Linked DNA regions of Mus musculus: region 1 is linked to region 2. The links are chromatin contacts, found by POLR2A ChIA-PET in ENCODE. All regions are on one chromosome and are shown on one strand. Each heading gives the region's core, a stretch centred on a gene start or an enhancer-like site at or near the end of the contact. The rest is flanking DNA. Distances are from core to core; before and after follow the strand shown. Region 1 holds the start of 1700112N08Rik (a long non-coding RNA gene). Region 2 holds the start of Ppp1cc (protein phosphatase 1 catalytic subunit gamma).

The links. ChIA-PET counts read pairs that join two places held with the same protein, here RNA polymerase II (POLR2A).
Region 1: POLR2A ChIA-PET joins it to region 2 with 10 read pairs in embryonic stem cell. The contact joins the promoter of 1700112N08Rik here to the promoter of Ppp1cc in region 2. POLR2A ChIA-PET finds 5 or more read pairs at or near these places in 4 of 5 experiments (Patski and embryonic stem cell).

What each region holds. Positions count from the first base shown.
Region 1 is chr5:122,273,955-122,276,654 of GRCm38, forward strand. 1700112N08Rik (a long non-coding RNA gene) reads left to right here and starts at 1,369. Exons shown (of 4, transcript XR_878753.1): 1 at 1,369-1,595; 2 at 2,548-2,671.
Region 2 is chr5:122,157,015-122,159,714 of GRCm38, forward strand. Ppp1cc (protein phosphatase 1 catalytic subunit gamma) reads left to right here and starts at 1,261. Exons shown (of 7, transcript NM_013636.4): 1 at 1,261-1,601. The coding sequence starts at 1,547.

The sequences.
Region 1 (2,700 bases), core at 119-2,618, 120 kb after region 2:
GGCAGAGGTAAATAAATGCAGATCTGCCTTAATAGCAAGAGCAGACCTTTTATTGGTCAGAGAAGGGAGCACCTAGACCCACCCAGGAGACCCACTGTACAACCTGAGGACAGTTTTCATAGTTTAGAGTAGGAAGAGGAGGTGGGAATGAATGGTTTCTTCAATCCAAAAATTTAGGTCCTTAGGTAGTTACCAGTTAAAACCTAGCAGAACAATTTTAGCTATCTCAAACCACCCAGTCCCAGAATCCTAACTCACAGTTAAATTACCTTTAAACCCCAGACCTGGATTGTATTTTTTTTTAAAGATTTATTTTATTAATATATGTAAGTACACTGTAGCTGTCTTCAGACACTCCAGAAGAGGGAGTCAGATCTTGTTGTGGATGGTTGTGAGCCACCATGTGGTTGCTGGGATTTGAACTCTGGACCTTCGGAAGAGCAGTCGGGCGCTCTTACCCACTGAGCCATCCCACCAACCCCCCTGGATTGTATTTTTAAAAAAACAAAAAAACAACAACTGACCTTTACGTGTTATTTTAGGCTCCCAAAGTCGGCCTCTGGAAGCTCTCCAAAAAGAGAAACATCAGTGAACACGAGGGGTTTTGTGGAGTGGCAGTACTGCTAACATTGACGTCCAAATCAGGACACTAGAAATCTAAGCACTAACATTGATGTTCAAATTTCAAAGGAGACCCAGCTTGGTCAGAAACAACCTCTCGGGATCAAACTGATTTTGCCAGACCTGGGCTGGGTTACTACAGGGACCAGGAATCCACAGGTGTCCACGTAACGCACGTGTCTGAAGGTCAGGACAGATCGAGGTCAAAAAGGTGGAAGAGACAGGCTACACACCCAGCATCTTTTCCAAGCCCTCCAATCAGGAGCTTGCTGTATCTGGAGCAGAGACTGAAGCAGGAAGTCAGAAATTTCCTTCAGTGGGGCCCTGAGAGGCACCTGTTCCCACTTCTCTATGCAAATGAGCAGAGAAGCTCCTCCCACACAGCCGCCTTTGTGGTAGGAACTTTGTTCTTGACACTGTTAGGGTAGCCATGGAAGCTGGTCACGTGTTGTGTCTGTCGGGCCGCTTTGTTTTGCAAGTCAAAGCCTGAGGCTTAAGTCCAAGGGGGAACTCAGCAAAATGTGATTGATCCTCTCTTGAGGCCCGCAGGATTTTAGAAGGGGCTTCAATGAATGTCACAGTTGGTTCTAATCAAGTAGCCAAGATGGCAGCCCTCGGAGACCCAAGCCTGCATCCCACCTGCTCTAGGGCGCTGGTTGGGCATTGACTCTTCTTAACTCTCTACACGATCTCAAAATCGCTTTCATCGGTTTGACACTAGTTAGGTCCTTCCTCTTTAAGCCAATGACTGTGACCAAGAGACTAGGATGCTGATTGGCCACAGATGGGTCATGTCTCCACTTTGCGCGTGAGTTGACTTATTTCTGAGTGTGTGTGTGCGCGCACGGGTTCTAGTGCACGTGCACATACATAGGTATGTGTACAGAAGCCAGACGTTAACATCAGGTATCTTCCTCGATTGATCCCTACCTTAATTTTCCGATGGTATCTCACACCGAACCCGGAGCTCACAAGTAAGCACCAGGGGGTCCTCTTGCTTCTACCTCCCCTGCGCTGGGGGATTGCAGGTGCACAAACCACTGGGCTCAACTTTCTTGTCAGTGCTTAGTTCGGATCTCCGAACTAAGGTCTTCATGCTTGCCAAATAAGGTGTCTCTCCAGCTCCAGTGTGTCGCTTCTTGGAACATTGGTCCAAGTACACAAATCTCAGACATAGTGGATTACTTTTTCTCCAAGAGAATCAAATTCTATTCTCAGAGAGCTGAGAGGAGGCGATGGGTTTCAGGAGGGGAAAACATGACCTCCCCACCTTCCACCCACATCCCAGCAAAGCAATGTGAACCAACTACCAAGAATGGATGGCACCTAGTTCCTTCCTAGTCATTAACTTCCTGGAGACCCCTCTCCAGGTCTCCAGTTCAGACCAGCAACACCCAACTACCCATTGGCTTCTTATGAGAAGTTTTTCGGATTTTGTTCCCTTTTTAAATTTAAATTAAAAAAAATTCTTTTCTTTTCAAGACTAGGTTTTCTCTAGCCTTGACCATCCTGGAACTTGCTCTGTAGACTAGGCTGGCCTTGAACTAATGAGATCTACCTGCCAAGTGCTTAGATTGAAGTTGTGTGCCACTACACTCAATTTTTAAAAAAATCATAAAACAAAAAAAGCAATGTCTCACTATGTAACCCTGGCTGTCCTGGAGCTGTGTGGACCAGGCTGGCCTCAGATTCACAGATATCTACCTGCCTCTGACTTTCGAATCTTGGGATTACAAGCATGTACCTCCACAGTGTGGTGGCATAGACTTTCTATTCACCCACTTTCCTCAGGTGGAAAACAGGTTGCTTGTTCTGTGTGACCGCCAAGGTTCTTTTACCAAGTTAGGTTTGTCCCCAGATGCTTGCTTGGTTGTTGGAGATTGGTTCTAATGCTCTGATTCAACCAGGAATCTCTGTTTCCAAAAGCTAAAGGTCCTTGTTTGGAGGGCGTGGACGCAGAGGGGAGAAAGGAGGATTTCCCCGACTGGAGAAGAATGATGGGGCCCAGGGGCTGCAGGTGAGGAAGCCAACCAGCCACGTGAGAATTCAGGTGGGTGACTGGTGGCCACTTCCCTGATT
Region 2 (2,700 bases), core at 11-2,510:
GGGGCTAGCATCAGGAAAAGGGCTCAGATCTAGATGGGTGCATCACACACCATGCTGCGGGGCCACGGGAAGACAGAGCTTGTAGAAAATGAGTCTCTCTATGGGGAGACAACCTTGCAAGGCATTCATGGAAAGGAATCCTCAGATCCATCCCTCTTGCTTTGAGAAACATGAACTGGAGGTGGGGCTGGGGGAGAACATTTTGTAAATTTTCTGGCGTGCTACTGGGAAGAGATAAATGGGTCAGATGGGTGTGCATTTTTCTTCCATAGGCAGCTAGCCTGCGAGGCAGCAGAGTTGGGGACCCCTCAGGTGAAGGGGTGCCCCTGGGGAGTCAAGGAAGCTAGAGGCAAGCAGCAGATGAATGCGCTGAGGCCCAGAGCGCACGCACAGCAACCTCCCAGGAAATGTGCAAATTCCCATTTTATCTGCTCCGGCACGCTCATTCAACCCAGCTCCGGCTAAATACAGGGGAAATCTCTTAAATTATTATATAACTTTCTGAGTTCAAGAAAGATAATTCAAAAGATAGGTAGTAGCAACCCTTACAGAATTCTCCCAACCTCTCTCTAAAATGTAAAAGAGCATTAGCGCACACAAGAAGCTCACACAAATTACTTAATGTGCCACTCACAGTGGATTAACATTTTTTTGGCTTATCTTGGGGGCTTCTTTTTTCCAAATATTGTATCGTAGATGCTTTATTGCAGTATTATGAAATTTTGCCAGTGCTGGGAATTGAACCCAAGGTCTCACACATACTCGACAAGCATTCTCACCACGGAGCCGTATATCTAGCTCTTCTTGTTCACCAATGTGCCAGAGTATTTGAATCCCCAACGTTCCAACCTCCTCCTCTTTATGATTCTCCACAGGCAAGCAACCCCACCCCAGATTGGCTCCGAGGGGTGATTCAGTGTTGAACTCCCACCCCGCCATGTCGGTCAGACTTCTGTCCCCAAGCAGCAGAGCCGGAAGGAGCTGGTGAGCCTCGCAGCGCGCAGCAGACTGACAAAGTCCACCTTCAACTTGCGCGCGCCAACTTCACAACTTCCCTCTCCCGCCACAGGGGGTCTATTTCCCCCGCCCGTTTGGCGGAAGGATCCCGCGCGCGGTGGCGGAGTCGCGCTCAACCGTCTCCGCCCGGGCTCCGCCCCACCCCCGCCCTACGCGCTCAAACCCCGCCCCTTCCCGGCGCCGGCCCCGCCCCCTTCCCGCGCGCTCTATGGGCCCGTAAAGAAGTCCCGGCCGGGCCGCTGCACTCCCGCGCGCGCATCCGTGCGCCGCCCGAGGCTGGCCTGAGGAGTCGGCGGCCATCTTGTTCTTCTCGTGGTTCCCAGTGGCGAGAGGAGGAGGAAGCCCGGAGCGGAGCGGGGCGGCTGGGGGGGGTGGACCCGCCGCGGCTGCTGCTGCCACCGCCGCCGCCGCCACCACCGCTCGTGGGGCTCGTGGCGTGAGGAAGGAGGACGAGTGAGACCCCGGGGCGAGCGGGCGGCGGCGCCGCTGCTGCTGCTGCTGCTGCGGGAGGGTCGGCGGCGGGACGGCGATGGCGGATATCGACAAACTCAACATCGACAGCATCATCCAACGGCTGCTGGAAGGTGAGCGGCGCGCGGGTGGGTGGCGGGGCAGGCCCGGCCGGTGGGGGATCAGGCCCAGTGGAGGGGCCGGTCTTTTCTCGGAAGCCGCTTTGGATCTGGGGCGCGCATACAAGCGCCTCCGGGTTTGGGGACCCCATTATTTTTTATCACTCCCCTGTCCTTGCTTTCACATTTATCATCTGGAGTCCAAGGACTCATCAGAGGGACTTGGCTTGGCAGGACGACGTCCCAGTGCGATGAGAGTCCGTCTCCTGCATTTTCCTACCCCCTCCACCCTCCCCTCAAAGCCATCCATCCTCCAGCGTTCTTTCCCCCTTGAACGTGCATCCGCACACGGACCCAGTCCGGGTGACAGTGTGGCTCTCTCTGATCATCAGATTGTTGTGTCCCTGAGGACAGGGGGACGCTGCCGCGTTCAGCGAGCACCCGCCAGGTAGGTGCTGTGTTGTTATTATCCTGGAAGTGGGTTTCGCAAGAGAAACTCCCAAGACCTCGCTGGACCAAGAATTAACAGTTAAAAGTCAGGTTTCAAACCCCGGGGTAGCTAGGAACCTAGAGAGAACCTGCCGCCTTCCAACTGTTCACCCCGTGGGAACCCAGGATGTCCAGTGGTTGAGGAGAGGTTCAAAAACAAAAACCCAGCTTTCCTTTTGTCCGACTTGGGGGTTTCTGCCGTGTGGTTTCCTACTTTGGAGATTTCAAATTTGACATAGGTCTGGATCCTGCTAATCACAGATCCCACAACATCCGCTGAAGCTAAAGAGGAGAAGATCCAGTAACCTTGATTTGGGCTCTTGACACTAGCTTGCTTTGGCCCAAAATACTTTTGGAGTGGTGGACAGCTGCGCAATTCTGGTGGTAGATGTCTTCAAGTAAATCACTGACAGAAAAGGGAAAAGGTGTCTTTTTAAAATCTGGGCATTTCCCCGGGGGGCGGGGGGGTGTTTTTCAAGACAGGGTTTCTCAGTATGGTCCTGGGGCTGTCCTGGAACTCACTCTGTAGAGCAGGCTGGCCTCAAACTCAGAAATCCGCCTGCCTCTGCCTCCCTAGGGCACGGATTAAAGGCTTGGGCCACCACTGCCCAGAGCATTGCCTCCT